Linked DNA regions of Mus musculus: all the other regions are linked to region 2. A link is a loop called in an ENCODE intact Hi-C map of the cell type or tissue named here. Cell type or tissue: left cerebral cortex. All regions are shown on one strand. Links, peaks and the distances in the headings refer to the core of each region. The heading gives the core; the rest is flanking DNA.

Evidence for each region. Peaks named below come from ENCODE experiments on the same cell type or tissue, not always from the same donor. Only the 100,000 strongest peaks of a DNase experiment are listed, where the experiment ranks them.
Region 1: a loop joins it to region 2, with 2.1 times the contacts of the local background. A loop is called at or near these places in 15 of 42 quality-filtered maps.
Region 3: it touches region 2 in a loop (8-fold over the local background); 14 of 42 quality-filtered maps call a loop at or near these places.
Region 4: a loop joins it to region 2, with 2.0 times the contacts of the local background. A loop is called at or near these places in 16 of 42 quality-filtered maps.
Region 5: a loop joins it to region 2, with 10 times the contacts of the local background. A loop is called at or near these places in 41 of 42 quality-filtered maps.

Annotation. Positions count from the first base shown.
Region 1 is chr12:100,838,703-100,844,742 of GRCm38, reverse strand. It overlaps Dglucy (D-glutamate cyclase), which reads right to left. Exons shown (of 13, transcript NM_145448.5): 5 at 3,222-3,372; 6 at 1,978-2,100; 7 at 1-13. Among named protein-coding and RNA genes, the nearest start is that of Gm36572, 52 kb to the left of the region's middle. In left cerebral cortex, for the core only: a CTCF peak has its summit at 3,325 (motif pointing right); a DNase peak (open chromatin) is centred at 3,334.
Region 2 is chr12:101,026,364-101,032,403 of GRCm38, reverse strand. It overlaps Ccdc88c (coiled-coil domain containing 88C), which reads left to right and starts at 3,513. Exons shown (of 30, transcript NM_026681.5): 1 at 3,513-3,632; 2 at 4,068-4,168. The coding sequence starts at 3,573. In left cerebral cortex, for the core only: CTCF peaks have their summits at 1,957 (motif pointing right) and 2,908; DNase peaks (open chromatin) are centred at 3,572, 4,764, 5,193, 5,672 and 3 more places; H3K4me3 peaks cover 2,976 bases; H3K27ac peaks cover 2,544 bases.
Region 3 is chr12:100,933,592-100,939,631 of GRCm38, reverse strand. It overlaps Ccdc88c (coiled-coil domain containing 88C), which reads left to right. Exons shown (of 30, transcript NM_026681.5): 19 at 474-635; 20 at 1,525-1,802; 21 at 3,863-4,006. It overlaps A630072L19Rik (a long non-coding RNA gene), which reads right to left and starts at 1,528. Exons shown (of 5, transcript XR_003950128.1): 1 at 981-1,528; 2 at 1-881. In left cerebral cortex, for the core only: a CTCF peak has its summit at 3,367 (motif pointing left); DNase peaks (open chromatin) are centred at 3,368, 4,340 and 4,557.
Region 4 is chr12:100,847,051-100,853,090 of GRCm38, reverse strand. Dglucy (D-glutamate cyclase) reads right to left here. Exons shown (of 13, transcript NM_145448.5): 8 at 2,718-2,978. Among named protein-coding and RNA genes, the nearest start is that of Gm36572, 44 kb to the left of the region's middle. In left cerebral cortex, for the core only: a CTCF peak has its summit at 3,460 (motif pointing left); a DNase peak (open chromatin) is centred at 3,467.
Region 5 is chr12:100,949,261-100,955,300 of GRCm38, reverse strand. Ccdc88c (coiled-coil domain containing 88C) reads left to right here. Exons shown (of 30, transcript NM_026681.5): 11 at 991-1,137; 12 at 1,870-2,014. Among named protein-coding and RNA genes, the nearest start is that of A630072L19Rik, 14 kb to the right of the region's middle. In left cerebral cortex, for the core only: CTCF peaks have their summits at 2,445 and 2,968 (motif pointing left); DNase peaks (open chromatin) are centred at 2,591 and 2,946.

The DNA of each region.
Region 1 (6,040 bases), core at 694-5,693, 190 kb after region 2:
GCCAATGGAGCCTCTGCAACACACAACAGAAGGGGCTGTGACGTCACCCTGTCAAGTCCAATCCATTTTCACTCTGTCCACATTAGAAAGATGACCCTGGTACCAACCCTGTCAACAGAATTAGCCAGGCTGTATGCTGGCACCATGGTCAGAGTGAGCTGGCATATGGGTAGACCGAGTTCTATTTAAACAATCGCCCCCACCTCTTAGGAAGGTGTATACGGTAAAAAGTAAGGTCCAGCCACAGCTGAAGCATGAGCGCTGAGAGATTCTGTCCATCACAGTTACGGATGTCAGAAAGCACGGTCTGAACTCTCAGCGCATGAAGCCTCTCGCTTGACCTGGTAGCTGATGTTAGACTGGGCACCCTCTGTGTATGCAATCTCTGTTTTCTCACAGCATTTATATTTTTCTTAACCCCTCCACTTCCCCGCTAGATTAGAGCCCTAAGCTGTACACTAGCATCGTTCTCAGAAGTGGCTGCATCATGAAGGATGCAGTCGAGTCTCAGGTGTGACTTTACGCCTTTCTACCCATGCCTCTCATGCTATAAAATAATGGCCACGCCTTGTCTGGTTGTATCAACATGGATCAGGGGAGTGCAGGTACACGTGGAGCGAAGCGCTGGGTATAGAAGTCCTCAGCAGTGGTTTGCATCATAGAGCCAGGCACTGCGTCTTCTCTTTGCCCTCCTGCCTGGCCTCTAGGTGCTTACTGCTGAGTAGATTGAACCTCTGTCTTCTGCATTCCCTGGTATAGATTTATATTTGAGTACTTCAGCTGTGTGCTTCTCACCAGGGGAGGGGGTATCCGAACATTGTTTCTTTACCTCAGAACTTCACATAATGCCTTGCGCATTCTTCAACTGGTGAGATGAGGAAATGCTATCCTGCTTTTCACAGAAATTCAGAAACTGTAACATTTCTTGGGTTTAATAGCCAGAGTCAGCCAACATTCAAAAGGAGCATCTATTGATCGATGCATGGACTTTGCATGGACCCAGAAAGGGAACAACTATTAATTGAGAAATGGTTTCCTTTTTTTTTTTTTTTAATTCTTTCTTTTTTTTTCAGTGTCTCAGACAACACCTAAAAAAGTGATCCTTTGAAAGCCAGGTACACACAGAGCAGCAGGTTCAGGAGGTGGCAGAAGGCTTTATTCTCTCCAGCTTTAGGGATGTGACGGTTTGTATATACTTGGATCAGGGAGTGACATTGTTAGGAGGTGTGGCCTTGTTGGAGTAAATGTGCCACTGTGGGCGTGGGCTTTAATACCCTAGTCCAAGCTGCCTGAAAGTCAGTATTCTGCTAGCAGCCTTCAGATAAAGATGTAGAACTCTCAGTTCCTCCTGCATCATGCCTTCCGGGATGCTGCCATGTTCCCACTTTGATGATAATGGACTGAACCTCACTCCAGGAATGAGTTCACGTATGCAGGAGGAAGGGAGTGAGTTTGGGAACTACATAATCTTCTGGGAGAAGCTAGGTCTTGGTATTGAGGGGTCCTGGGAATGGACCTCAGCAGATACTGAGAGACAACATTGTTGTAAAATTCAACTGTGTTTCTAGGCTTCATCCTTTGCTTTGAAGGCCCTACCAATTTCCAAAAAGACATGAGGCTCCTCAGCTTGGCTCCTTCATGAGAGCAAGCCGCAAAGCTTCAGCAGGTGGGAAAGCATTTGGTCCAAGGGTTCTTGAGCTAAAGACTGGGTGTGTTGGCTCCTCAGCAGGGGATTGAACTGAGCAGGAAAGACACCGTAGACTCTTAGCTTACATTTGTGTTTGTTTCCCAGTGCTAGGGCTCAGACCTTTGAGCACTCTGGGGAAGTGCTCTACTACTGAGCTATAGCCCCAACTCTAGGCCTGGGTTTTATGGGTTTATTTTTAAGTCCTTGCTTGATCTGTAAACCTGTGCTTTCAAGAACTCCGGACCCATTGGGCTGCAACTGAGGAAGCTCCGCCCTTGTTACCAACATACTGCAGCTGATGACTGCTTCCAGACTGGTCAGCGGAGATGGCCAGAACACAGGGACATCCTCGGGCCGACACTCCACATAACTCCCGTAGTCAGGTTTGGAAAGTGCCTCAATTCCCAAAAGACCTGCAGGTGGGAAAACAAAACAAAACAAAACACCCAAAACCAAACCCAGGATTCCTCAGATTGGTACCACCCACATGGGGGCACTAAGTACTCTATGTATCTTTCTCCCCACAAGTGCTAGTTGTAGAATTGATCTTAGAAAAGGAGAAAGAAGAGGAAGGACAGGAGGAAGAGGAGGAGGTAAAGATGGCTCAGAGTTGAAGTTTTAACAGATCAGGGTGTTCTGTAACTTAGGGCCCCCGCTGTCTGGTACCATCAGGCCTGACATCTCAAACCGTATGATGTGGTTTCTGGAGGGAGTTTACAGTGTGCTTAGCTCAATACTAGCCTCGTAGCACAGAGTCCTAACAGAGCCAGCTTTGTGTGTGTGTGTGTTCATCTTGATGCAGACTGATCAAGTTACATAGCTGTAACCTCTGTTATTGTTCCAGCAGCCCCAGCCCTGAGCAGCAGCATCTACATGCTGTTGACAGTGCGGACCAGAATGCCAAAGATGGATGCGTTGGGCCTAGTTTATCCCCACTGATAAGACAAGTCGGCAGATATCTTCTGGGTGACCCTGAGACTATTTTAGGTGAGGAAGACCAATAGTGCTGATAGTATTTTCATAGAATGTCAGGTCTTTAGTAATTCTGTTGACTACGAAGCTGAGCAAGTTCAAGTCCACAGACCCTGGCTCTCACTCTGGGCCAACCCCAAGTTCTCTCTCCTCAGTCCCTCTGAGAGCTCCAAGAGATCTCATGACATTCAGTCAGAATGCAAATTTGAGTTTTATTTAATAATGTTATGGTGTGTGTGTGTGTGAGAGAGAGAGAGAGAGAGAGAGAGAGAGAGAGAGGTGTGGTGTGCATGGTTGTGGATAACACCTGAAACAAAGAGTCCCACTGTGACCCTCCAATCCCCAAGGCCAGTGGTGATCACATGATACTCATAGGAGTTGAGTGTGCATCACAAGTCCTCAAGATGAGGCCCCCTAGTGTGGCACAGTGCTGCCTTAAGCCTGAGAGCACCCAGTACTGGACTTCTGGGTTTCACCCCAGTCCCTCACCCTTGAGACCCTCCCCATAAGAACAGCACAAGCCCCTGTGTGCTTTTCAGGCCCATGTTGGGTGGACACTGACCTGGGTCACCGATGTGAATGGGTTGTCCTTGCTGTCCTCTTATGGCGTGAGTGGCCTGCAACAGCCTTTCCAGCTTGTCCTTGGGAATGGGTCTCATTGTGACCACCAGAGGGCAGCAGAAGCCAGCAATGGTGGCACAGGGCACTGTTGTCTGATAGTGAAAATATAGGGGGAAAATACAGGAATCAACTCAAATTAAAGCCGCAACACTTCCAGTCCAAGAAGCAAGAGATCCAGGGAGCTGTTGCAGCCTGGTTGACAGTGAGAGACTCAAAACTAGGGTGCAGGAGGGGGGAGCCTTATTCATTTTTTTCTTTATTAATCTGTCAACATCACTTTGGCAGTCTGGCACACATCTAAGCTGGACAGAATAATGTTTTCACCACATAAAAGAAAATTCAGGATGGTGTGTTGCCTGTTGTCCCAGCACCTGGGAGGCTAAGGAGATGGGGAGTTTGAGCCTTGACTGCAAGGAAAGTTTTAAGGTGATTCTGGTAACACAGTGAGAGACTGCCTTAAAACAAACACACAGACGGGGCAGCAAAAAGGTGACGGGAAGAGAAGAGAATCAAATGTTCCAAAGGAAACCACTACTATTTCTGATGTCCAGATGTAGTTACCAGAGCCCCAGAAAGAATATTATACTTTCCCACTAACAGCTAGGAGGACAGAATGGCAGATCTGTTACTGGAGTATCAGTATACAGGGTGTTTTGAAACTCTCAAGAACTGTACTGTGTTATGCTATTTGTGAGATACTTTATCATCCTCAGCATTCCAGGACATATTGATCCAACAGCCCTTTGTGGCCAACAGTCAGAACCAAAGGAAATGCTAACTTTCAGCCGAGGTTTATAACACACACACACACACACACACACACACACACACACACACAATTTTCCCACCCAGTGGCGGGCATGGTGGCTCACGACTTTAATCCCAGCACTTGGGAGACAGAGGCAGGCAGATTTCTGAGTTCAAGGCCAGCCTGGTCTACAGAGTGAGTTCCAGGACAGCCAGGGCTACAGAGAAACCCTGTCTCAAAATCAAAACAAAACAAAACACCCCAAAAAACCAAAAAACAATTTCCTCGCCCAGTCTCATGGGTCTCTAAATGTTCTTTCTCCATGGACCTCAAGAAGCTGCGAAGTTCTGACAGAATCAGGCAAAAGCAAGCAAACAGCGCCAGGAACATCGGCTGCCTGATTTACTTCTAGATCCCACAGGATGAGCCTGTCCCTGGATGCCCCGGTCTTCCCTTCCAAGATTCTGCACAGGGCGACCTGGGTGACTTTCACTGGTGGTATACTTCTCCCCCTGCAGTGGGGCTTACGACAGGCTTAGAACGCAGCCAGGATCAGGATCCCCTGGGACGACCTTGGCTGCCACTTAACTGGCTGTTACCACCCTGGCAACTGTAAGATGAGGCTCTGCTGTGCTGCCAGCCCAGTGTCTGTATGACAGCACCTGGGACAGAGCAAAGGCACATGTAGGCCACTCACAAAGCCAGGCAGGGCTCCTGGGGACTGAGACACCTCTGTTTAGGATGGGCCATCTATCCAGGCCATCAGTCAAATTCAAGGTGGCTGTAAGAGCCATCTCTCTCAGGGCCTAAGGGCAGTGGGGTGAGTTGTTACAGACAAAACTGTATGGCAGCTGTGGGGAGAGGGGGCAGTGACGTGTCATGGATAATTGACAGGCTTTGGTGAACATATATGGACGTCTGTGCCTCTGTACAAAGCTTTTTTTTTTTTTTTTTTTTTTTTTTGGTTTTTTCGAGACAGGGTTTCTCTGTATAGCCAATCTCATCAACCCAATCTTTTGTGCCTCGAAGGTTACTACAGAACTGCAGGGACCTGACGCAGTCCAAGCCTCTTTGGCAGGAGTCAAAGTGGGGAGGGACACTGTGACAAACAGCGCTCAAGATGAAAAAAGTCCAGCCACTGTGAGCAGGGAAGTCTGGAGGCTGGTCTTGTGCACAGGGAGGCCTGGAGACTGCTGATCAGCCAGAGTGCTCAGACTTGTCCCAACAGCATCTGGGAAGGAGGCAGAGGAGGAAGGGCGCCACTCTTCCCCACGTGACTGGTTTCAGCAGGAAGAGAAGTGCATCAACTCGGCCACAGGGACAGTCCCTAACAGCAGGCGTGTCCCAGGAGAGGCCACCCTTCTGCCGTTAACACTCTGTGCTCACATCAAAACTGGCCATGGTGACACCCTGTGCTTGTAATTCTAGCACTGGGAGATAGAGACAAGAGCATCCCCAGGGCTCTCTGGCAGAGAGCCTACCCTTAATCAGTGAATCCCAGTAAGAGGTCTTGTCTCCAACTCCACGGTGGGGCCAGTGAAAAGACTCATCAGATAAAGGCACTTGCTGCCGTGCCTGGTGACTTGAATTTGATTCCCAAGCCCCACGAGGCAGAGGCAGAAGGAGAGAACTGATTTCCATAAGTTGCCATCCAATCTCCACACAAACATTGCACTACCAAAATCACCCCTTCCCCAAATAAGTGTAACTTAGCAGAAAACAATGTGTTCTGCTCCCGAAGAGTACTAGTTGACCTTTAGCCTGAACATACATTCATATATACATGCCCTCTCTCTCTCTCCAAATGTCCAAATGACTTTGATTGACATTGCACAGCCATATCAGAGGCAGGTGGGAGAGAGACTGACTCAGAGGGTAATGGTTTTACCTGGGAGGGCGACTGAGCTAGGGCTGACCTTAGGGCTTCTGATCCCTGAACCAACATTCTCTCCACCATCGGAAACTACAGAGTCCATCCACATTTTCAAGCTGTTTTGCCCAGGGGCATGGCC
Region 2 (6,040 bases), core at 681-5,680:
TCCTGCCGTTGTTTTGCTAAATGGGCACAGTGTGCCCACCCAATTGCCTTCTGGATAAGTGCTTATGCCCACAGGTTACTGATTCCGTCGGCTTTGGTGAAAGAAGCAAATTTTTACAGTAGGTGCTGGGAATGCAGCAACTCATGACTGGTCAAAGTGGCAGGAATCAGAGACTGTTTGTTGAGTGCATAGCCCTCTCTATCCCCGTATACCTGTATCACTCCCTTCAAGGCTTAGAGAACGCCGCAGAAGAAAGGGTAGAGAGAATGCACTGAAATGCCATGAGACGCTGTCTTCTGAGCATGCTCCAGCCATGACGCTCTTGACCTCACAGCAGCTGTGATTACCTGCCCAAGATCAGGCCTGTCAACATCCTGTCCTGGAGGTGGGAGGGGATTCGTGAAGCCTCACCTCTCTCTGATTGTTTATGTGGTGAAAGGTTGCTGGTTCTTCCATAATATAAAGACTGGTGGTGAATCTATGCTCCTGTAAATAATATTTTACTCAGGTCCCTGCAATCTCAGTGCAAGTCACTGGAAAAGGGAATTGGGGAAGACAGAGAGGAGAGGTGATTAGCAGGAGTGGCAGGGTGGACAGAGGGTAGAGATGGTAATGGTAGTGAATGCATTCAATATATATGTATGATAATGTCCATGAAACTTATGCATAATTAATATATGCTAATAAACCATAAAATCACCCCACCTTCTAGTTGGACACATAATTTAAGCTCTTACCAGGTGACACAGAAATGATATTAGCTATCATGATTGAGTCAATATTTCCTGTGAGGGAGGAGAAGCTCCCTCCTCTATCTAGTATTAGAATAAAAATTGAAAACCTTCTTCCTACTGGGTGTGGTGATCCATGCTTTTAATCCCAATACTTGGGAGGTAGAGACAGGCAGATCTCTGAGTTCTAGGCCAGTCTGGTCTATGTAGCAAGTTAAGTTAGCCATGGCTACACAGTGAGACCGTCTGAAAAAGAAATTCTTCCATCCAAGAACTGTAAAAGCAACATTTCTGTCAGAAATTCGCAGAGGCATTTTATGAGGGAAGAGGCCAGTGGAGGGACAGTATCTGGCAGTTCATTAGTTCTCCTGAAACTCAACCCCACCCCCCAAGATGGAGCTCAGGGCGAACAATTCTTGTTAGCGCAACAGCAGCAGCAGAATGGGCTCCAAGATGAGGAAGAAGCAGTGATTATATATTGCTGCAAGATTTTTACATGCCTCACTTTGAGCTTCCAACTTACTTAGAAATCCTTGAGCAGAGAAAACAATTCCCAAGTTTGCTTTCCAAGACTTGCAAGCCCCAGGTTAGAAACCTTTCTAAGCATAACTGGGACACCCCTGGAGTTTATTGCACAGCACCCACAGGAAATAGGGAAGCACTGCAGATGAAGAGGTCTAGCCAAAGAATGGTGGTGGCCAGTCCATCAGTGACCACAGGCAACCTCAGATATGTAATAACTAGTGGCATTTCTGTGTCACCTGATAGGACCTTAAATTGTGTGTAAAGCTGGGCAGTGGTGGCACACGCCTTTAATCCCAGCACTCGGGAGGCAGAGGCAGGCGGATTTCTGAGTTCGAGGCCAGCCTGGTCTACAAAGTGAGTTCCAGGACAGCCAGGGCTACACAGAGAAACACTGTCTCGAAAAACCAAAAGAAAAAAATTGTGTGTAAAACTAGAAGGTGGAGAGACTTTTATAAAACATTAATCATACGTAATGTTTCATTGACATTGCCATGAAAAGTTCCCAGAGTTGCTATGTAGGGACTGCCAATATCAGGGGAGAAATTATTCACACACTAGAATAAAATGTCTCACAATAGTCACAGTGCAGTTGTTTGATGCAGTTGTTCACTTGAAATAATATGCTTATTAAATAGCTAGAAGGATTTTTTAAAAGATTTATTTATTTATTATGTATACAGTATTCTTCTGTCTACCAGAAGAGGGCACCAGATCTCATTACAGATGGTTGTGAGCCACCATGTGGTTGCTGGGATTTGATCTCAGGACCTCTGGAAGAGCAGACAGTGCTCTTAACCTCTGAGCCATCTCTCCAGCCCAGGATTTTTTTTTTTTTAATTAGATTGGTACAGAAATCAAACCCACAAAGACAGTCCTTACTCTTCCAAACAGGGTAGCCTATGCTACCTATCCACCACATGCAGTCATCAACTTCATTATGTAGCCCAGGCTAGCCTGGAACTCAAGGCCCTCCTGGTTCAGCCCCACCAAATTCTGTGATTACAGGAACCAGAACTGACTGCCATGGCCTGAGACAGGATGTCATTGAGCCCAGGCTAGCTCTGAAGTTGTTATGTAGACAAGGATAACTTGAAGATCCTTTTGCCTCCATCTCCCCAGTACTGGGGTTACAAAGCTGTACCATCATTCCCACCCCACTTTTTTGGGTAAGATTTGTTTTACTTTTTATGAGTTTTAGTGTTCTGCCTTTATGAATGTATACCATATGTATGTCTGGTGCCCTCAGAGGCCTTGAAATTCAACTTAATGATAGTTGCGAACCATCCTGTCAGTGCCGGAAAACAAGCCCAGGCCCTCTGGAATAGAAGCAAATGCTCTTCATTGCAGAAGCCCCCCCACCTCCACCCTTTATTTGTTATTCTGACTTCCACATTTCTTGGAACCTTGCCAGTATACTGGGGGCTACAGTCTATTTATTAACAGGCTTTCCAACCAGGCAGAACTGTAATACCACATGTCATCAGCAGATGTCACATCCCTAATACGTGAAAAAGCTACGCTGCAAAATGACTAGCCAAAGGGTAGTCATTGAGTACCTGGTGTGTTCTCCCTAGGAGTGTGCCAGGGGCTTCGGGTTAACATTCCCGCATCGCAGTGAGGATTAAACTCGTCAAGACAAGAGTACATGCAACAATGGCCCAGCTCGGGGAGCGAAGTTATTACCAGGAAGTGGTGAGAACGTGGGGCTGCAGGCCTCCAAGCACACAGCCCCCGCCAGCAGGGGGCACGGCGTCCATCGCGCTGGGAGCCCAGGCTCAAAGCTGCCGCTGCGCACTGCGGCCGGGACGGGCTCTCCCGCACGGCGTGCTATGGTGGAGGGAGGGTAGAGCCATAGCAGGGGCGCACACGCGTGGGGCGGCCACACCGCCAGCATCCATCCTGAAGGAACTTCAGGAAGGGAGAAGCCGGGGAGTCGGCAAAGCAGATGCACTGATGCGCAACCCTGCAGTCTGAGGCTTACACCAAGCCTCTTCCTCTCGGGCCCAGGTCTGCGCGCGCAGGCTGCACCTGCCCGCGCACTCGGGCCGCCACGTGCTGAGGCCCCGCCCCACTCCCGTCCCCGCTCCCCCAACGCGCACCCGGCCCGGTGCGGCTCCTCTCCGCTAGGCTGCGCAGGGCACCGGGCGACCGAGGAGGGACCGCGTCGCCCCTCCCTCCCCCTCCTCGCCCCCACCTCTCGCTCTCCCCGGGCGGGCGGGGCCGCAGCCGCGCACCGTGGGCTCGCGCCCCGCCTTTGTCTCCCGCGCCCGCCGCCGGCTGCCGGAGCCGCTTTGTGCGGCGCGGCCGCGGCTCAGCATGGACGTGACGGTGTCGCAGCTCGTTGAGCTGTTTCTGCAGAGCCCTCTGGTGACCTGGGTGAGCGCTCGGAGCGGCACCGGGGACCGGGAGGCTCCGTGTCGGGTGGGCGTCCCCACGGCTTCCCACTCGGGAACGCGCACCTGTTCCCGGCGGCCGTGGGGGCGGGGAAGGGGGGTGACCCCTCCTGAAGCTCAGAGACCCGCGGTAGGGGCGCAGAGTGGGACCGTGGACCGGCGGGCTGAGCGTGCTGCCTTCCTGTGCGTCTGAGACGTGAGGATTTTGTTGAAAAGTCCTTTTTATTTATTTCTCTATTTTCCTCGCGTTCTGGGACGCTGGAGAAAAGTTAGCCAGAAGTCCTGTCCGGAGGCGGGAAAGGACCGCGGTTCGGGAAGGGTAGGCTTGCTGCCTGCGAAGAGTACCACGGTGGTTGGTGACCTCCCTGGCCTGCCTTGTCCCCCAGCGTCAGACCAACATGCTTTTGCCTCCCCGCAGGTGAAAACTTTTGGATCGTTTGGAAGCGGCCACCAGGACAACTTGACTCTGTACATGGATTTAGTGGACGGCATCTTTTTGAATCAAATCATGCTGCAAATGTAAGTTGCCTCTTCAGAGAGGATACTTTAAGAAACCTAAGATTGTAGCGTGAATGCCGGATGGCCAGGGAGGGATTCCGTTCAGGTGGGCCGTTGGACCCCCCCATCCCCCAGCACCTCATTCGAGCTAAGGAAATTTGCGGTTGACTCATTTGTAAACTCGGGCACTTGATGGTAGTCTGAGTGCTGACACCAAAAGTCCCTTTTCTTTTTGGAGGGACACAGAACTGTAAAGAGGGTCTGGTTGGTTACAGGAAATGTCCGCTGGGTCTGGAGCATCGCGGTGTGAACGCAGTTTCACTGTGGCTTGGGAACTGGGCTTCTGAATCTCCTTCTCTTCCCAATTGTTGGGGCAGATGCAGTCATTAATCGTCCTTGTGTGAATTGGGTTTAGAAGGCACACAGGCAGGCAGGCAGGCTGGCTGTTTAGAACGTTTGCTTGGGCTTAAACAGGGTCTCGTAGATACTACTTGCCGGCCGCACCTCTGACCACATCCGTTGTGGAGTTCTGCAGAGCCTGTCTGTCTGACATCTTAGCACCACTTAGGTGTTGGCTCCTACCCCTCCATTCTGTGTTTAACTTAGAAGCTTCGGGGATCCTATTGGAAGTGAGTGACAGTATGAGTCACAGGCACTTGGAACAAAATAAAACTGGATCAGCCTTTACATGTACCCACTCAGCTGGGACTGATGGAGGTGTCACACTCAGTAATCCATTAGCTAATGAAATACAGCTTGGATTTGTAGCTGGGGGTGGGGGCGGGTAGGGGGTGGTTTCCCAATGAGATGACTCCATTTGTTTTCATAGGACATTTGATTCACAGTGGTAGAAACCCCGTCTTTTTTTTTTTAAATCCAATTCCACTGGTCTTCAGAGTTTGACCAGGTTCTAAAGAGACATTTGCTGTTGGCTTTGGCTGCGCTTCTCTAAGGACTGATGAGAATTGAGTTTTTCTGCGGCTGCCTCTGAGCAGGCTTGGGCTCTGGCCACGCTCCTGCCACCCCCGTTCCGTCAGGCCCCAAGAATGGCTGGGTTCCATTGGTAGAAGGACCATTACAGCCTATCCCCGTTAAGCTTGCGGCTGTGTAATTAAAAAACACAGCAGTGTCCTCCAGTCTTCCACTTAGCTACACACAGGCACAGGGGAGAACAAAAGCCGGGGGGACGATTCGCTTTCTTCCCTGACCTTTGGAATTCCTGAAGCCTTTACACTTGCCTGTAAATCAGGGAAGAAAACTGCCGGCTCATCACTTATTTGCATTTGCCGCGCCCCCCCCCCCCCCCGAATTCTGGCAGAGGGCTGTCTGTTCCCCTCCCTGACAGTTTTCAGACTCATTTTTCCCTCTGTGATATGTAACTGTGATCCTTCTGGAAGAAGAACCTGGCAGGTGTGCAGCAATCCTGGGGCAGCCACAGAGACAAGAAGTGGCCTTCCCATACCAGGAAACAGAGGCGGGAGTGGGCACAGGACCTGCCAGTCATAATTTTCTGCTTCTAGGGAATCCTAACTTGGCGCCAGGTAACAGGCATCAAAATGTGTTTGCCTCCGGAAGTGGGTGGGGCTTGACTGCCACGCAGGCTTTGAAATGACTCCCTGGCATGGATTCTCCCCCACTCCGGGGCTGGGATTTAAGATACACACATTTTCCTCCTTGTAAAAGTAACCTCGATAAGATACAAATCGGGGCTCCTGTAGTTTTCTGGTATTTACCTGTAGTATCCAGGGTCCTAGGTTCCATACCTGCCACCTCAAAAGGTGGGTAACTAAAAGACCCTTGGATGATTGTGGTGGCGCACAGCTCTATTCCTGACCTTTGAAAGGTGGAGGAAGGTCAGGAGATTAAGGCCAGTCTTAGCTACATAGCAAGTTC
Region 3 (6,040 bases), core at 737-5,736, 93 kb after region 2:
TGGACAAGAGAGCTGAGACAACATTAGAGGCTTTCGCCAAGGCATGCTGATGAGGGGTAGCACCAGCCCGGGCCCTGCCTCTTAGCCTGATCAGTGGCGTAATAGATACGGCCTTTGTTAGTTTCCTGTTCCACTCGCTGTCTCAGGGATATGGACAGCTAGTGATGAGGGCTTGAGCTCTGTAGTCAGTGGGGGGAGTGGCTTCAGCTCACAGAAAAGTACTTTTGGGGTATTCCACACCAAAGGAAACAAAGGGACTCATGTAAGTGGCATTCGTGCCTGTATGCCCCAGGGCCCAGGCAGTAGTCCCTATATTGTCTCTGTAAATTCTATTCATTGTCCTTTTCCAAGACAGAAACTATTAACTTCCCGTACCTGAAGACCCCCAGCTACCTCTGCCCTTGAAGGTTCAGTAAAACCCCAGGCCCTATGCTCACCATGCTGTGTGTAACTGGCGCGTGCTTCTCCCCTAGAACGCAGCTCTTCAGGCCGAGAGGCAGCTGCTGAAGGAGCAACTACAGCACTTGGAGACTCAGAACGTGTCCTTCAGCAGCCAGATCCTGACCCTACAGAAGCAGAGCGCCTTCCTGCAAGAGCACACCACCACGCTGCAGACCCAGACTGCGAAGCTGCAGGTAGCAGGACGCTAATGGTGCCTCGTGGGAGCTGCAAGGCCAGGCAGGGGGACCTGGAGACAGGCTGGTTGCTAAGAGGCTTACTGTATACCGTAGATGTATACAGTCTCTTTTTAAGCTTGGTGGAACAGTTTCTGTGCAGTATACCTGTATTATGCTGATAGAGGGCAAATGAGGCTGTGACCTGGCTTCCCTCTGCTGGAAGCAGCCAGCAGGGCCAGCCCCTCAGTCTGCTTATCCTGTGGTCTATAGGTGATGGGGAAATGAAAAATTATTCATTAATGTAATTTCTGGGAAAAGTTGGAAAGTTACATATGGGGCAGAGACAATAAACAGGAAACTTACTTGGCAGAGAAGTTGGGTTTGTTTTGTTAAAATAAGAAAATAGGATGTTGGTTTGTTACTTTGTTTTGGAAAAAGTCTTTGTCTGGTTTTAATATAAGAGCAGTTCTGGCCCCTGTTCAGTTTTTAATGTCTTGGGGTTGTGTTAGAATACTTTAAAAACTCAGGTGGTCAGATGTGGCCCGTTAATAAAAGTGCTTAGCATGTACACAAGGTCCTTGGTTCAGGCCCCAACAGCACAAAAATAAATATGTAAAAATCAATTGGTTGACAGTATTATCTGGTACTCAAGAAAATAGGCTTTAAAAATAATCAGTAATGACATGCAAGGGGCTCACGTAGACGGAGGACATGATTTCTGGAGTTGGCTCAGGATGATATCCTTCTCGCAGCCAGCGTTTTGCCATGTTGGCCCCACTTCCTAAGCCAAGTCCTCAAGTTCCGGTAGCACTGTCCCCGGCTGGCCTGCCTTGAGGTCCCTCTGAGGCTGGCTGTTGCTGGTCATCCTCGGCCTGATCACTCGCAGGGCTCTCTGCTCTCCCTCCAGGTGGAGAATTCCACACTGAGTTCCCAGAACGCAGCGCTCAGTGCACAGTACACGGTGTTGCAGAGCCAGCAGGCTGCCAAGGAGGCCGAGCACGAGGGTCTGCAGCAGCAGCAGGAGCAGCTGGCAGCCGTCTATGAAGCCCTGCTGCAGGACCACAAGCACCTGGGCACCCTGTACGAGTGCCAGTCCTCAGAGTATGAGGCCCTCATCCGCCAGCACAGCTGCCTGAAGACGCTGCACAGGAACCTGGAGCTGGAGCACAAGGAGCTGGGGGAGAGGTGAGAGGTGGGGGGGGGCCTGGAGGCAAGGGAGGCCGAGGCTGGGGACAGGCAGGCTGGTGTGGGGAGACGGCCTGTGGTGGAGGCAGCTGCTGTGTTGAGCCCCTTAGGCTGTCACAGAGCTTGTGGTACTTTCCTAAGGGCCAAGTGCATCTCGTCTCTCCCCCACATTTCCTCTTGGCAGGCTGCTCTGCATTGTTGCTTGCACCTGAGCTTTCTCAAGGGAAGGAAATAGAGCCTTTAGCAACTTCTGCTTCCTTTTTGTTTGTCCAGCTGGGGATTGTGGCAGGGGACACTGGGGCCAAGGAGTGCCATGGCCCACGCTGGTTCTGGGTGGCCCAGTGTAGACACTTGGAGACCTATTCTCTAAGAATGCTTTCTCCTTCCTCCTCCGTCTGACCTACACCCTTGGGAAAATTCTGGCTACCATTGTGCAGGGTTGTGTTTATCCACACTTCAGAATCCCTTTTCCAAGTCTGAGGCTAGAATGCTTGCTTAAAGGAGGGGGCGGGGCGGGGGGACCAACCCAAATCCTCCCATTATGTTAAGTATTTAACGTGTACAACAAAACACAGAGTAACCCCACACCTCTGATCTCAGCACAGTTGGAAGGTCGAGAGAGGGAGGGAGGGAGCTGAGCCCTCAGCTGCCCCCCCCAGATGCCCACACTACCTTCATCCTTTAATCCACACCAGGTGCTTTTCTTTCTTTTTTTTTTAAAGGTATACTTTGCATATGTTGAAAAATACTATGTGCTAACTTTTCACCATAGCATCCCAGGTCCTGGGATGTGTGTCCTTGATTCACTCACTGTTGGCTGAGCTCCTGTGTCGTTGATTCACCCACTGTTGGCTGAGCTCCTGCCCATGCACCGAGGGTTCTAGATCCCTGAGCGCACATACTGAGGGTCCAAAGTCCTGTCTTGTCAGCTACTTAGTGTCCTTGGCTGGACATAGCTGGAGGCTCCTTCCGTCTGTGCACTGGGCTGTGAGTGTCTGTCACACAGCACTGAGTAAAGTCTGAGTTCTCATCTGCTACCTAACTGGACTCCTGCCATAAACTTACTGTCTTGTCAAAGGCTCAGTGGTAGTAAGCCAGACCCCAAAAGCCTGTGGGCTGAGTGTGCCCTGCTGAAGTGCCACACGGGGAGCAGGGATTAGGCAGGCAGCCCTGCTGGTCAGTCTGTGGCCTTTATTTGTCAACCTCCATGATTCCCCCACAATCACTAACTTAGGTGGAAGCCCGACGGTTCTCTCATCTCATCCCCCACCATGATGGGGCCACCTCTGCACTTTGGCCATTAAGTGACTTTCCTACTTGGGGCTCCAGTGAGATGATCCAGGTGCAGCTGATGTGGAGGGTGGGACTAGAGAAGAGACTGGAGACCCCAACCGTGCTACTGCTATGAACTCAGAAGAGAAGTGGGGGAGGGGGGAGGGAGCAGATTTCTGAGCAGGATGATTGAGGAACCTGCCTCAGGCCTCTCCTCTCACTGACTTGGAGAGTCTAGGGTGACAGTCAGGGTTTGTCACTTTTCTACCCTTGTGCTATGCTGCCCCCCAGTGGCAGCTGTGCAACCTGCAAGGATTGAGTGAGAAAGAAAATTCATCATGGCAGGGAGGTCTCACCCACCCACTCCCAATGCCAGGAACAGATATGTGGGCTCCCATACAGGAGGGTGTGAGGGGGGATTAGCTGCTTCATACACGGAATTTAGCTGTTTATTCTGTGGTTTCCTTTAGATCTACTGGTTCTTAATGAGCCACTTTGTAGCACAAGTCTCTAAAAGGTGTAGAGTAAAACCCTAATGCTCTCGGGCGGCCTACAAAAGGAGACAGGCCATGACAGGGAATAGAAGATGAACCTGACACTGGGGGAGCCAGTGATGGACGACCCCACTCTGGCAACATTTCTCTTGCTTCCCTGCCGTCCAGCCTCTCACCTCTCCCCAGAGAAAAGGTTTCAGAGGAATCCCCCCTCTTTCTGAGAGGGTATGTTCCAGTTTCCCGGAGTGTGAGTTGCTTGTGGTAGATAAAGCCTGGCCATGCTTCCGCCACTAGGCACGGAGACTTACAGCAGCGTAAGGCAGAGCTGGAGGAGCTGGAGAAAGTACTGAGCACCGAGCGGGAGGCACTTGAGCGGGAGCAGAAGACCAACGCCATTGCCACGAGCGAGAACCAGAGGCTTCGAGGAGAGCTGGACAGGTGAGCACAGGGGCAGGCACGCCCAGCCCTGGCAGTAGTGGGGGTGACATCAATAGCTCGTCCAGACCAGGCCTCTCTGAAAACCACTAGTGGAGGCTGGTGAACTCCTGGTCACGTGTTCTTATGAACTGCATGATTTTGGCTAGGGAAGGAGTGGAGGGCTGTGCTGGCGCGGGCTAGGTGGTGGTACTCAGCCAGTCCAAGGAAGGGATGGGTCATGTATCTGGGTAGGCATAGTCCCCTTCGGATGTGAGCCCAGCCCCCAGGAGCCACTGTGGTCTTCCTTAGTCAACAGATGCAGCCACTCACTAGGGCTTCATTGTAACCAGAATCTCATTCCTATTTGTGGATCTTTTGTAGACATGCAGAGCTCGCAGGATATTTGTGTCATCAGGTTCATCCAGCTGCCTTGTTACATCCCTCCCCTTACGAACAGGATCTGGTCCGTGCAGGTCTTTAGTGTTTAGTGTAGAGTCCTTATCTTGCTGTGTAAAACAGCCCTGGGGCACAGTGCTCTGGTGTAGTCAGTGTCTCTGAATACAGAATAGCAGAGAAAAAAACCTGTGTCAGATAAGCTTCCCTTGCCTGGAGGCTGGCTCGAGGCTGTTACATAAAGCGCCTTGGAGCAGGCACTCACCCAAAACTGCATTGTAAACCAAGGAGAGCCCGGTGTTCTCCCTAGGAGCAAAGTTCAGTGTCCACCAATTCCATGTTTGCAGCAATTTAATAGATCTGGACTGCTGGCTGCCGCCCCTTCCTGTTGTAGAGATGAGGAAATCTGGTAGCTCAGAGATCAGGTAACACTCAAGGTGAAACCTTTGGTTAACAAGAGCCAGAACTGAGTCCAGACCTTGTATTGTTTCAAGTCCGATTGGGGGAAACACTGCTTCCTTCCACGTCCTGGTGTTCCTTTATCCTAGCAAAGGGGCCCTGGCAAGCATTTAGGGAAATGCTGCCCCCTCGGGTGCACAGGCTGTGATTCGGAGCATTTGGACGGTCACAAACACTGTGACCTGTAATGGACAGAATTTGGCCACCTTGGGATCAGGTCATTCCTGTTTCCACTCTGTGAGGCCAGGTACCTCATATGCAGCTGGGGTTTTTAAGATTTACTTCTGTGTTTTAATAATTGTGTGTATCTGTGCGTGGGTGTGTGCACATGAGTGCAGCTACCCGTGGAGGCAGAGATGGCAGCTCTTCCTCTAGCTGGAGTTTATAGTTAGTGTGAGGTCCCTGCAGGGGTGTGGGAATCAGGCCCTGTGCAAGAGCTGCACGTGCTCTTAACTACTGAGCCGTCTCTCCAGCCTGAGAGTCAAGTTTTTGGAAAGCTAGCTGAATTATGAGAGTTAGGACGGCAATAATTGTATTGTTGTAGGTTTACATAGTCCCTTACCTACACATCCCATTTTATAATCTCAGGAGTTAGAAAGCCCCACCGAGTTGGGCACAGCATTTTTTTTATTTTATTTTTTTTTCAGTGACTAACTCCATATGTTTTCTTACAAAAGCGTAATTAATTATGAGTGCATCAGACCTGATTATTTAGGTAGGTTTCCAATTGGTTACCACCGAGGTGCTCGCACCACTATTACACTTGTAAGATTATCAGGCTGTGCTGGTGGCTGATGTGGTTCATGGGCATCACGGCTGGGTGGGACTGTTGGGCACAGCATTTTAGAGAAAAAAAAAATTCTCTGTTTTTCTTTTATTAGCACAGCTTTTTGTTTGTTTTGTTTTGTCTTTCACTTATACCAGAACGCCTAAACTATAATGTAAAAGGCCATGTCTTTTACAATAGGCTGAGATGTCTTCTTCGTTTCAGTAGACATGAGCAAAACGGCCTGGGTTCGAGTGTAGCTGCCTAGGTTAGCTCCTGGGACTGGATGAGCCAGTGGTTGGTGACACAGAGCTGGGTCACGCTGGCTGTTACGGGAGGCAAAGCTCCTCAGATAATCCCTCTGTACAGAGAGTCTGGGGACAGCAAGTAGATTCTTCCTCGTCTCTGGGAGGCACAGTCCACGATGTCCTTTTGTG
Region 4 (6,040 bases), core at 672-5,671, 180 kb after region 2:
CAGCAAAGCATAAGTTTACTTCTAGTTCTGACTGAACTACAGAGTTGGCAGGGGATAGGGGGTTGAGCTGGATCAGTATAGACCTGGGGATATGCTGTATGTTAGACGGTCTGTTCTGGCCCACTGCCAGCAGAACTGTGCACTGTGTAGATGCCTGGGTGACAGGTGGCCCTGCACTTGACATGTATGTTCTCATTTACATTTCATAACCATGTTCCATAAAGTGATTGTTACATTGTTTCACTTTATAGAAGGAGAAACGGATGCTCAGACACCAGGGAAGTTGATCAGAGTCAGATACAGTACCTGTGTTGGTACCACAGCTCCACTTCTGTCTTAATTTTTGTTACTGTGATAAAATGCCCTTACTGAAAGCAATTTAGGGGAAGAAAGAGTTAATTAACTTACAACTCTAATCTGCAGTCCATCGCTGAAGGGAAGTTGAGGCAGAACCTTGAGCAATTACGTTACAACCATGGTCAAGAGCAGAGAGAAATGAATGCCACACACCGCCTGCTTGCTGCTAGCTTCTTCCTCTTTTATACTATCCAGGAGCCCCTACCCAGGGCATGGTTGTGCCCACAGCCCCACACAGACATGTCCAGAAGCCAACTTGATCTAAATAAGCCCTCAACTGAGACTCCTTTGTCAGGTGACTGTAGGTTGTAGCAAGTTGACATTTTAAAACCAGCCATTGAATTCCTACTCCCAGATCTTACTAGTTCCCTCTCCAGACAAACATTCCTTCAGGGGAGAGCAATAACAACTGAGGCAGAGTTCCAGAGACTTGGGTTAGTGTGGGGCTAGGGAGTCATGGGACGGGCATAGCAGGCTCCAAGCAAGAGTGAGGTTGAGGCATGTCCAAACCCTAGAAATCTCATTCTGACATGGGCAGGACTTGGATTGCTTCCCCACTCCACCCTGGGCCTGCATGACCTGGCACATGTAGTCCTGCACCCCCCCCCTCTCCCTCCCCCAAGAGGTCACATAGCCCTCAAGCCAGGTTAAACTTTCTCTTCCCTTATAAGGTCATGTCCAGCAGCACCTGGAATTCTTCTTTATGCAAATGAAGCATCCCCAGCACCCTGGCCTGGGCCAACAATATACACTCACCCTAAAGCCTTGTCCCACCTCCAAAGGTTTAAGTAGCCTCTGTTCTCCCCCCACCCCCTATTAAACAAGCTGAGCTGTCTCCTTGAGAGTCAGTTCGCACTGTGCTATGCTCACAGCTGCCTGTGAGTCTCTTTTGCTCCTGGTCTTTCTGCCCTACTTCTCCTCTCAGGATCCCCTGGTTGCAATTAAGGCCACCAACGGTAGGTTGGTACTTGTATGATAGTGATTACAAAGTGAAATTGATTGTCAAAAAACATTTTGTGATCACAAATAACACACATTATTGTAGATTATGTGGAAAATAATATACATATCTCCCCAAATGAAAATCATCTGGTTTTCATTCATCTATCTCTTAGCAGTTAGGGGAAGAATCGTGGCTTTTTCACAGGCTCAGGGCAAATCTTCAAGGAGAAGGAAAGATGGCCAACAGGGCACCCTGGGCAGTATCCCTGGACTCAGGGCTTAGAGGTATGTGACCGTGAACAAACCACATGAGCATCCTGAGCGCCTCCTCTGTAGAGTAATGGCCACCTAGTCACATTGCTGGGGTGGCACCATGATGGTCTGTCAATTTCCTGGCTGGGGTCTGGTGAAAGTGGGTGCTGAGTGAAGCCAACCTTCACCCCCCCTGGCTGCACTGTGTCAGATGCTAGTCAGGGGAATGGGTACCAGGGAGCCCAGCCAGGCAACATGAGGCACATATCTGAGAAAGGACACACAAAGCCCCTGTCAAGGAGGGTCAGAAACCCCTGTCACGGAGGGTCAGAGAGATGTGGCTCCCTCCTCAGAGCTATGGAGTACAATCCTTGCTGGGCTCCTGCCCATGAGAGGGGAGAAAGGATTCTGCTAAACATAGCCACAGAGGAGAGTCAGGTGGAACCTTCTGTTGGCCCTGGAGCAGAGCTTGACACAGTCACGTGTCCGGCAGTTTTCTGGCCTCACTTGCTGATCTGTCTAGTATTCCTTGGTGCCTCCTCTCCTTTCTTTTTGTGAGGGAACCCAAGGTGAAACCCTAGCTTCATCCCTGTCATCCCCACAGTGGTCTTCCGAGAGCTTCCCCCATAGAGGTCACATGTAACTGGTCTCAGCCTCCTTTTCCACAGAACAAACAACCTGCCTCTATCCTTAAACATTCTGGTTGCCCTGCAGGTGGTTTCCTGGGAGACAGAGCCAGGAAGCTGAGGGAAGGGATAGGGAAAGTGAGGAGTGTGTGTGTGTGTGTGTGTGTGTGTGTGTGTGTGTGTGTGTGTGTATTTTTGAGTGTTCACTAAGATTTATGGCATGGGGTTCTGGCTTGGGTTCACATGGCTTTGGACCTCCAGTGCACTGACTGGTGGAGGTGGTTGGGGAAATGGTCACCGTGTGGACAACCGTGATTGATTAGATCACTTGGGCTTTCTGAAACCTCAACATCTTTTTCTATAAAATGAACCTCTTGTTGCTTATAACAAAGTTGTTCTAGGCTTGGAGATAAAGCACCCTGTTACAAGGACACATCCTGGAGCTGTGTACCTGGCTGAAGGTTGGCACATTGCTTTCTTCCAGTCTCTGCCCACGAAGACCTGCTTGGGGAAATGGCTTGACCCCACCTCACTGCTCACCTTGCCTAATGGCGTCTTCAACAATCCTCATATGCAAGTTCAAGGCTCTCTGGTCTACTACCATGGCGGTCTCCTTCCCCAGAGCCTGTAGGAAGGCAGCTAAGGCGATGGCTCCTGGTGGGCCATCTGTCTCTTCTGGGGGCTCATGATTGAAATGTGTTGGGAATCCAGTGGTGACGAGTACGGAGCGGGCATGAGACAGTGACAAAGCAGCTTGCAGTAGCTCATCTTTAAGTAGTAGGTGCCCGATTCCTCGGTTCCCTAAAATTACAAAAATAAAGTAACATATCTAGGTGATGGTGTTTAAGGTGGATACACTGATAGTTCCGGTTGGTTTTGGTCCAGAAGTCACGTGGAGGAGTGTGGCAGTCTGACCTGTTCATATGCATTCTTGTCCCTCTGACTCCCACCCCTCTCTTAGCCACAAGACTGGTTTGGTCTCAAGGTACATAAGGAAGTGATGGGTGCCCTGCTGAGCCTAGCCCTGTCCTTTCCTGTGCCTCTCCAAACACACCTACCCTCTTTTTGTCCGAAATGTTGATTGATAGCTACAGCAGGTCTGATGGCAGAGCTGCTGGGACCCCAAGTGTCTGGGTAAAGCAGAGTCCCTCCCTGTTGACCCAGAACACTCTCAAGTCATTCAGGATGCTGTTACAGGGAGAGTTGCCTATTAGGGTGTCAACTACATTGCACCTCTGAACTGTGCCTCCAATAATAGAGTCAGGTATTGACTGCCCTCTAGTGGAGAAGTTGAGCAAGTGGGGAGCTATCTGTAGAGGAACCCAGTTAGTCCCAGGGAACACAGATGAGGGACAGTAGTTAGTGCTAAGGTTGCCCAGCCGGGCCAGCTGAGCAACACCACTTCCTGACTCTTCATACCAGCATGCCTCTGTCTACCATCAGGTCTCTTCTACACAAGTGCCATACAGAGGCAGAGTGTGTCTCTAGCCGAGCTGCCTTTAGAGCAGGCTAAAGGGATGTTGACTTGCAGTTGAGGGTCACAGAGAGCATGAAGAATGCTGGCTTTGGATCCCTACTATGGAGTAACTGCTCTAGACTGAGAGTAAATCCATACAGGACCTGGCTCATGATAGCTGTGTGTCGTTAGTCCTATCTTTGCTTCTTCTACATGGATAACAGGGAGGGTAGCCTGGGTGGAAGACGTCTCTGGGGACAGAGATTCCCACCTTCTGGTTGCTGGAGTAGGAGCTGGAAGTTGGGGCCTGGAAGGTGATTTTTTCCCTCTTCCATGTGGTGTCTGGCATCCCAAATAAAGTAGTCGTAGGTATGTGTAAAATTCAGTGAGAAGGGGGTTAACTGTGGCATTGTTTAAGGTACCAGTGATGGATAATTAGTCAAACGGTGGCACGTTCGCACAATGGATCCTTTAAAAAGGATGCTGTCAACTGAGTGACTCATTCCTGGGATCCAGCTCTCCTCTGGGGAGACTGAGGCAGGAGGATTGCAGGGAGTTCAAGGCTAGCTCAGGCTAAAAAGTGAGACTCTGTCTCAAACAAATAAACAGTGTGTAGATGTCGTGAAAAAATTATTTCACGGTATGGAAAGTAATTACAGTTATTTTTAAAAGTCTCAAAATACTATCATGGTGGAGTTCCTGTATGCAAAGATTTGAGCTAAAAGAAAGACTTTAAAGGTAAACACAAGCCTATCGATAATTTATTGATTGTAACGGATTCTGGTAGTTTTAAAAAGTGTGTGGATAGGTGTATGTGATGGTATGTGTTCTCGCGCATGTGTCTGTGTGAATGTGCACATGGAAGCCAGAGACTGAGGTCATGAGTCTTTGGTTGCTTTCTCCAATTAATTTAAATTTAAAAGTTTTTTGTTTTGGTTTTGGTTTTGGTTTTGGTTTTGGGGGCAGGGTCTCTCGCTGAACCCAGAGCTCACTGATTTGGCTGGGCTCGGCTGAATGGCCAGAACGTCTCAAGGATCCCTTGTGTGCCTTCTTAGTCCTGGAGTCCCAGGCACACACTGCTGTGCCATGCTTCTTGTGTGTGCTGGGGACTGAACCCAGCTCCTCCTGCTGCCGACCTGGCAAGGACTTAACTAACTGAGCCAACACCTCAGGCTCCGGGATTCGGGTAATTCTTATGGCTTATTTATTTTCACACATTTTCCTTCCTAAGACTTAGTTTTATTAATTATTAGATTCATTTTTGAGACTGGGTCAAGTCCCAGTCTTGCATTAATGGTCCCCCTGTCTCAGCCTCTTAAATGCAGGGGTCAGAGGCATGCACCACCACCCTGGCTACTTTTGTGTATTTTCTGATGTTCGTACAATGAACATGAAATAGTGATGACAAGAAAGGAGAAGAATAACATCATTTTGTACAATAAAATTGGATGTAACATGGTTCATGGAATCTGATGAGTAATATATTAAAGAGAGGGTGAGGGGGGAGACTTGGGGCAACTGAAGGCTGTGTATATGGATGATGATTTTATTACCAGGGCAAAAACCATTACTATAAATTTTGCATCCTCCATGTCCTCCAGACATATCATATGCAAGTCAATGTCCTCTTAAAGATGACTGAGTGCCTCTATTAATAAGCTCAGTAAATAGTGCCTAACATGCCGCACACCACCATTAATCATATCTGCTTATTTGAGTGGGAATCAAAACCATCTATTGTTCTTGCGGATTAAAGATGGTTTTTCCTAGACGGACTCAGCACATCAGACAGTCATCAATCTGCCTCCTCTGGGACTCAGGCTTCAAGCCCCGCACCAATCTGCAAGAGCGCCGATGGGAGGCAGGCGTTGTGTCTGACCTCTCTGCTCATCCTTACCAAAGCAACCGTAAATCTGCTGTCGGCTCCTTCTTTTAAACTTAAAGCTAATTACAGAGTTAATAATTCATCTTTCCTCATGACGCTATGTTAAATGGGGGAGCTGTCAGCTTGGGTAAGGCTGTATGGGAGGAAGAAACTATCATAGAAAAAAAAAAGAAATATCTACCCAGGAAAGTGAGGAAGAACTCTTTTTTAAAACTACATTTTTAAAGGTGTCTCTGTGTGTGTGTGTGCGTGCGTGTGTGCGTGCATGCGCGCACGCCTATGTGTGCTCTACTTATGTGTCAGAGATCAGAGGGCAACTTGCAGGAATTGTTTCTTTCCTACCACGTCAATCAGGTCATCAGCTTGCTGACAACTTGTCCTTATCCACAGAACCATCTCACTAGCCCTGGAACACTTGTTTTGATTGCCCAGGTATGAATATGGCACACCATGTAAGACTCTATGTACACCTGGCATGACATAACCTCAGGGTGTTCCCGTGGTAGGCATGCATGATGAGTT
Region 5 (6,040 bases), core at 531-5,530, 77 kb after region 2:
CACAGGGCCAGCTTTGATGAAGCCCATGTCTGTGAGCACTTCCCTGTACCAGAAAGCTTGGATCCAGGCCCGTGTGGGAGAGTGAGCACTTGGTGGGAAAGAGGAAGCTCCAGCCGTGGTCCTTGTTGCAGTCCATGAGTGGGACAAGTCTTGGTGATCTTTCCCACCAAGGAAGGTGGCAGTTCCTGGTGTGCATACTTTATAAGCCATGAAGGCATGTGAGAGGTAATGCAAGTCTGTCTGTCCATCCTGGACACACACATGCATACCTCACACACACTGAGGATACTAAGCATTGCTGGGAAGGACTTGTGGGATTTGAGAAGCTCAGACAAGGTCTGACAGGCATGTCACACAGGCTGGCCTCTTTCTGTGCTGCTAGCAGAAGCCACAGTCTCCGACGCACCTGACTGTGGGGTTCATATCTGCCTGCCCTGCTCTGCTGGGACAGGGCCATTGTAAAGACTTCCTTATCTGGCATAAATCCTGAATTGAGAGGATCTGCCTTAGTCCTGGGCTCCCTCCCCTCTGTGGACTCTCAGCCACCCCATTCCCCCTTTTTAAAGGAAACTGAGGCACTGTCACCAGAGTCCACTTTCCCACTGGGTTCCAAGTGTAGGATCATCTGGCTTGTGGAAGACCTCAAGGAAGGGTTGCCTTTTCAAAGCCATCCGTCCCTTGTTTACTGTACTCAGGAGCAAACCCAGGACCTTGTGCATATGAGGCAATCACCTTACCACTGATGCACACCCCAGAACCACTGAATATTTTTTCGAGTCTTGAATTTTTCTTTGAGAGCCCACATGCCTGGCCTCCAGGGCACAGGTGAGGGTGACAAGAACTGAACTCAGGGCATCCTGCCGAGTGTTCCTGGGCTGGCTGCTTGGCTCCAGGGTCCTGAAAGTGCTTTGTTTAGAAGTCCTGTGGTCGGTCGGTCGTGACCCTGGCCTTTTATCTGATGGCTCTCCTGTTGGGTTTGCTCTTCCTTAGGAGCTGAGGGAAGACAATATCATCTTAATCGAGACCAAAGCCATGTTGGAGGAACAACTGACTGCCTCCCGGGCTCGCAGTGATAAAGTCCACGAGCTGGAGAAAGAGAACCTACAGCTAAAATCTAAACTCCATGACTTGGAACTGGTATTAACGGGCAGGGTGCAATGGGTGGCGTTGGGGGAGGGGCGGGACTATCGGTGGAGGCAGGGCATGTGGGAAAGGGCAGGCTCTTCTGATGTGTCAGCTGCAGCTTGTTGACTGAAAGAAGCACCTACTATCTCAGTGGCTTGAGTGGGCACTTAACTGTCCTTGACACTTGTGGGACCTGACTTTTATGTTGCCTCTGCAAAAGTAACCACTCTTCTGCAAGGGTGAACACAGGTGTGTCCTTTTCAAGGGGTCCTCAGTGGCTCTCATGTTGAGCATTGGCATGCCATACCTATCACAGCACTTGAAGCTGCAGAGACCTACTTAGAACCAACAAGTACCCATCACCAGAGCGCCTGTCTCAGCACAGTGTTCCTTGTGTCCCTATGCTCAGAGAGTGTTCACTGAGACCTCAGACTTCCTTTTTTTTTTTTTTGGTTTTTTGAGACAGGGTGTCTCTGTATAGCCCTGGCTGTCCTGGAACTCACTCTGTAGACCAGGCTGGCCTCGAACTCAGAAATCCACCTGCCTCTGCCTCCCAAGTGCTGGGATTAAAGGCGTGTGCCACCACGCCCGGCTCCAGGACTTCCTTCTTGACCTAAGTAGAAATGTTATAGCTCTCTCTCTGTCTGGCAGGAAGCATGCTGTCACCTGCAGAGGAGAGAGGAGATACTGCGCGTCTGAGGCCAGTCAGACCCGTCCTCACACTTTTCCCTCTTTCTGCCCTAGGATCGGGATGCAGACAAGAAACAAATTGAGAAGCTGCTGGAAGAATACATGGTTCTGGAGATGGCTCAGAAGCAGAGCATGAAAGAGTCGGCCCACCTTGGCTGGGAACTGGAGCAGCTGTCCAAGAACGCAGACTTGTCCGACGGTAGGCAGCGCCTGTGCCCGGGGTCCAGCCCCGTCTCAGCCACTGCTGCTTACCCCGGAGCTGAGCCTTTGGCTCCGAGTCTTCCTAGCAACCCACCCACATTTACACAACTAAATGTGATTTCCTCAAGTGCCATTTGGAGCTGTTTCATTATAGCTCTCCCCAGGGGAAATGTAAGTGGCCTGGCAGCCCCAATGTCTGGAAGTAAACTACAAATGAAGTGTTGGGATTTCTTGGTTTCCCATATGCACTCTCAGGAGCTTCCAGATCACAGCTCTCTTCGCGATGACAGAAAGCCCTGACACCAGGAAGTGTCCCCAGTGGTCACTAATCCTTATTATAAATGTACCCCGGACATTATTTGCGCTGTTCATTTACATAATTGGGCAGGATGGCTGCTGCTTATCCCATCTCCCTGGTGGCAATGCTAAGTGGTGGCGGCTGCTCCCCAGTCCCAGGCTCTTTATGGATCTTCCCTGCTGGGGGGGGGGGGGGGGGGAGTCCTCCTTCCTGGCAAGTGCTGCTGCCCTCTGCTGGTACCCTGAGATAAGGTGTCCATTATGGGAAGGGTGTGGGACCCCAGTCAGCACTGCAGCAGGAAGCTCCAGAGCCCAACAAACAATAAGCCAATTCCTGTGTTTGAAAATAGCCTTGTTCACCTTTCCCATGCACCCGATGGCAAGTTAGTGTTGACTTAGCACTTTAGAGAGCCGGTGGGGGCGGTTGGCTTATTGTAGGTTTGAAAGATGCTGATAAAAGGTCCCTGAGAATACTGCCAAGGTTATTTCTTCCAGTGCTCTTACCAGCTCTGAACTTGAAAGGATTGAGTTAACTTGTGTCTGTGGACACTGAGTTGTGTCTGCTTTGGTGCCTGTGTACTGAGCTGAGTGAGGCGACTGGGAGCCACACCGGGTGGGAAAAGCATTGTCTCTCCTGTGAAGTTTCAAGTCTGCCCCCTGGTGGGCTGGAGAAGCAGTTCACACCCTCAGGGCCTGCTTCAAAGGCCCGAACAGTTCACACTGCTTGGTATAGTTTATGAACCCGTTAAGGTTCAGACATGGACATGTTTTATTTATTCTATTATTATTGTTATAAAATTTCATTTATTTATATGTGTATGCGTATGCGGAAGTCAGGAGAATTTGTGGGAATTGGTTCTTCCTTCACCATGTGGTGCTGGGCTCAGACCCAGGTCATCAGGTTGTGTGACATCCATGCCTTTTGACTCACTGGTCACATGACTTATGTGTTTGTTTTGGCCACGTATATAGTCTAGAGGGTCTTGGATCTCTTGGAACTGGAGCTACGACTATGAGCTGCCATGTGAGTGTTGCGAACTGAACGCAGGTCCTCAAGAACAGCCAGTGCTCCTAACTGCTGAGCCGTCTCTCTGGGCTAGTGACTTATTCTTAATGATAGTGTTGGTTAGTCTCACTATGCTGCCCAGACAGGCTTCAAACTCCTGGGCTCAGGTGATCTCCTGCCCCATTCTCCTGAATAGCTAGGGTTGAGCTGTGCCTGCCTCTAATGTTTCAGATTGTTCTTCTTGGATGGAGGATTGAAGTCAGTGCCTCGAACATACTGAGCGCACCCCTTACCACTGAGCAGCGCCTATGGCCTCTCAGAAAGACTTGGAAAGGCCTGGCCTAAGGAGCAGGTTTCGTGCTTGTTAGCCGAGTAACCTGGAGTGATACCAAGCCCTTAAACTGTAGCTTGCATCATCATGCCGAGTGGACATGTGAGGAGACAGGCTTTAGCCTTACCTGGCCTCATTTATGTTGTTGTGAGTCTTGGTTGCTGGGTGGTCTGATGAGTAAGCCTTTGTGCTCAGCGTGGAGCTTGCTTTAGTTAGTGGCAAGCCACTTGCTATTGGTACCGTTGTTAAGCTGTAGGAACGTGAATATTATTCTGTCCCAAGTCTCGGTATGGAAGAATGAGAAAGATGGACCCTGCTGATGGTGGCCAAGCCGTGCATGTCCCTAGTGCCGTGGTGGTGAACCTTTAAAAATGCCGAACATGAGGCCAGTGAGACAGCTCAGCAGGTAAAGCTGTGTGCTGCCAAGCCTGATAACCTGAATTCGATGCCTAGGAAGAGAGGCAACTCCTACAACTTGTCCTCTGTGTCCACGTGCGTGCGCGCACACACACTAAAATATTAAAAACATATAAAATGGTAAATTTATATAGATTTCACCATTATCAAAATGACCTCCACACATATGTTGCAGAAATATGTCCAAATGGCCACAGGTTGAGTTAGTGAACTTTTATTTTAGGATAAGGGACTTTATACTTAGGTTCTTTTTTTTTTAATTATTTTTTAATTAATTAAAATATAATTAGATCATTTCCTCCCTTTGGTTTTCCCCTTTGGTTTCCTCTCTCCAACTCTTCTTATGCATCCCCTTGCTTTCTTTCAAATTTATGGCCTCTTTCTTTAACTGTTGTTTTACACACACACACTCACACACAGAGCTAAATATATAAGCGCACTCTACCTTGTCCACACACTGTTGCTTGTTTGTGTGTTTGTTGGAGTTCTTCCTTGGAGACGGCTCTTTCTCCTGCTTTCAGCTCCCCTTAGTTGCCTGTAGTTCTTTGTCTAGGTTGAGGTCCCATGCATGTCATTTCCCACTTGCATGTTAGCTTGGCTGCTGGTGTTGTCCTGTTCAGGTCTTTTTAGGCAGCCATGATGCGGCTTCACGGTGTAGCTTCTGTGACATTTACTCCTGGCTCCTGCAACCAGTCTTCTCGCCCCCTCTTCTGCTGTGAACAATTCTGCAGGATTTATATTGTAAATATGTCAACTGGGCCTGGGCACCACCTGATCATTTGTTCTCTGAATTTGATTGGTTGAGGTTTTCTATAATAATCTCTGTTGCAAGGAGATGGGGAGTTTTTTTTTGATGGTGAGTCCTCTACAGGATAAGTCATTAGAAAGTGTGGTTGTAGGTTCTTCTTCAGGATCCATTATGGCTAGATTATTTTCTTTAGCTAACTGAGAGGAGGCCTCTGGAGCATCTCTGAGCCCGTGTTGATGCTAGAATTGGACATACTACGTTGTTGTCATGGACCCCTCCCACTATTTCCGTTGTGGCTTTAGGATAGTCTAGCCTGTCGGGTCTGTACTGTTGCTCTGATAGATGATATCACTGCAGAGGACACACTCCCCGGTCCTTATAGTTGCCCAAGGATCCAAACACATGCATCACACATAGCATTTGAACATGCGTTGATGCCTCTGCTGTGGACCTCAGTACCCTGTCAGAGCCCCTGGGTGATGCGTTAGAGTCAGGAGAGGACAGACAGACACCATCTTCAGCACAGGGTTGTAATGAACATTAATCGGGGTTTCTACCCCACCTTTGATCATTTAGTTCCCAAATAAAAGACACAAAACCTTTATTTTATAAGAAGCCTTAACAGCACTAGAGCTGGGCAGGTATCCACCCTCTATGCTATCTTGTCTACTTCCCTGTCAATAACCCTGAGATAAAACTTGCCACGTTCCATCTGGGCTGCTCGTACTCCAGCTGACCAACCCTCGTGGCCAGTTCTCACAGCCCCTTACCCATGGCATCTTCTCTCTCTTTGCTTTCAGCTCTCAGCTCTCCTCTCCTCTCCTCCTCATGGTCTTTGCCTCAGACCCCAAGTCTGGCAACCAAAGCTCCACCTACCTCTCTTCTGCCACCTACCTCTCTTCTGCCACCTACCTCTCTTCTGCCACCTACCTCTCTTCTGCCACCTACCTCTCTTCTGCCACCTACCTCTCTCTCTTCTGCCCGCTATAGGCAATAGGCATCTTTATTTAACTAAGGAGCAAGCTCACATAGCACCACATGGTTATGTGAGGATTTCTTTGTCCCTGAGGCAGTCAGATCTGGGGGGAGGGGAGGAGGGCCGTACTTAGGGTTACAATACAGAGCAACAGTGTGAACTCTGGGCAGACTAGGGCCTGAGGAATAGCCCTGACCGTTTCCTTAGGGTGTGTCAGGCCTACAAGTTCCTCTTGAGAAGCTCTGTGAC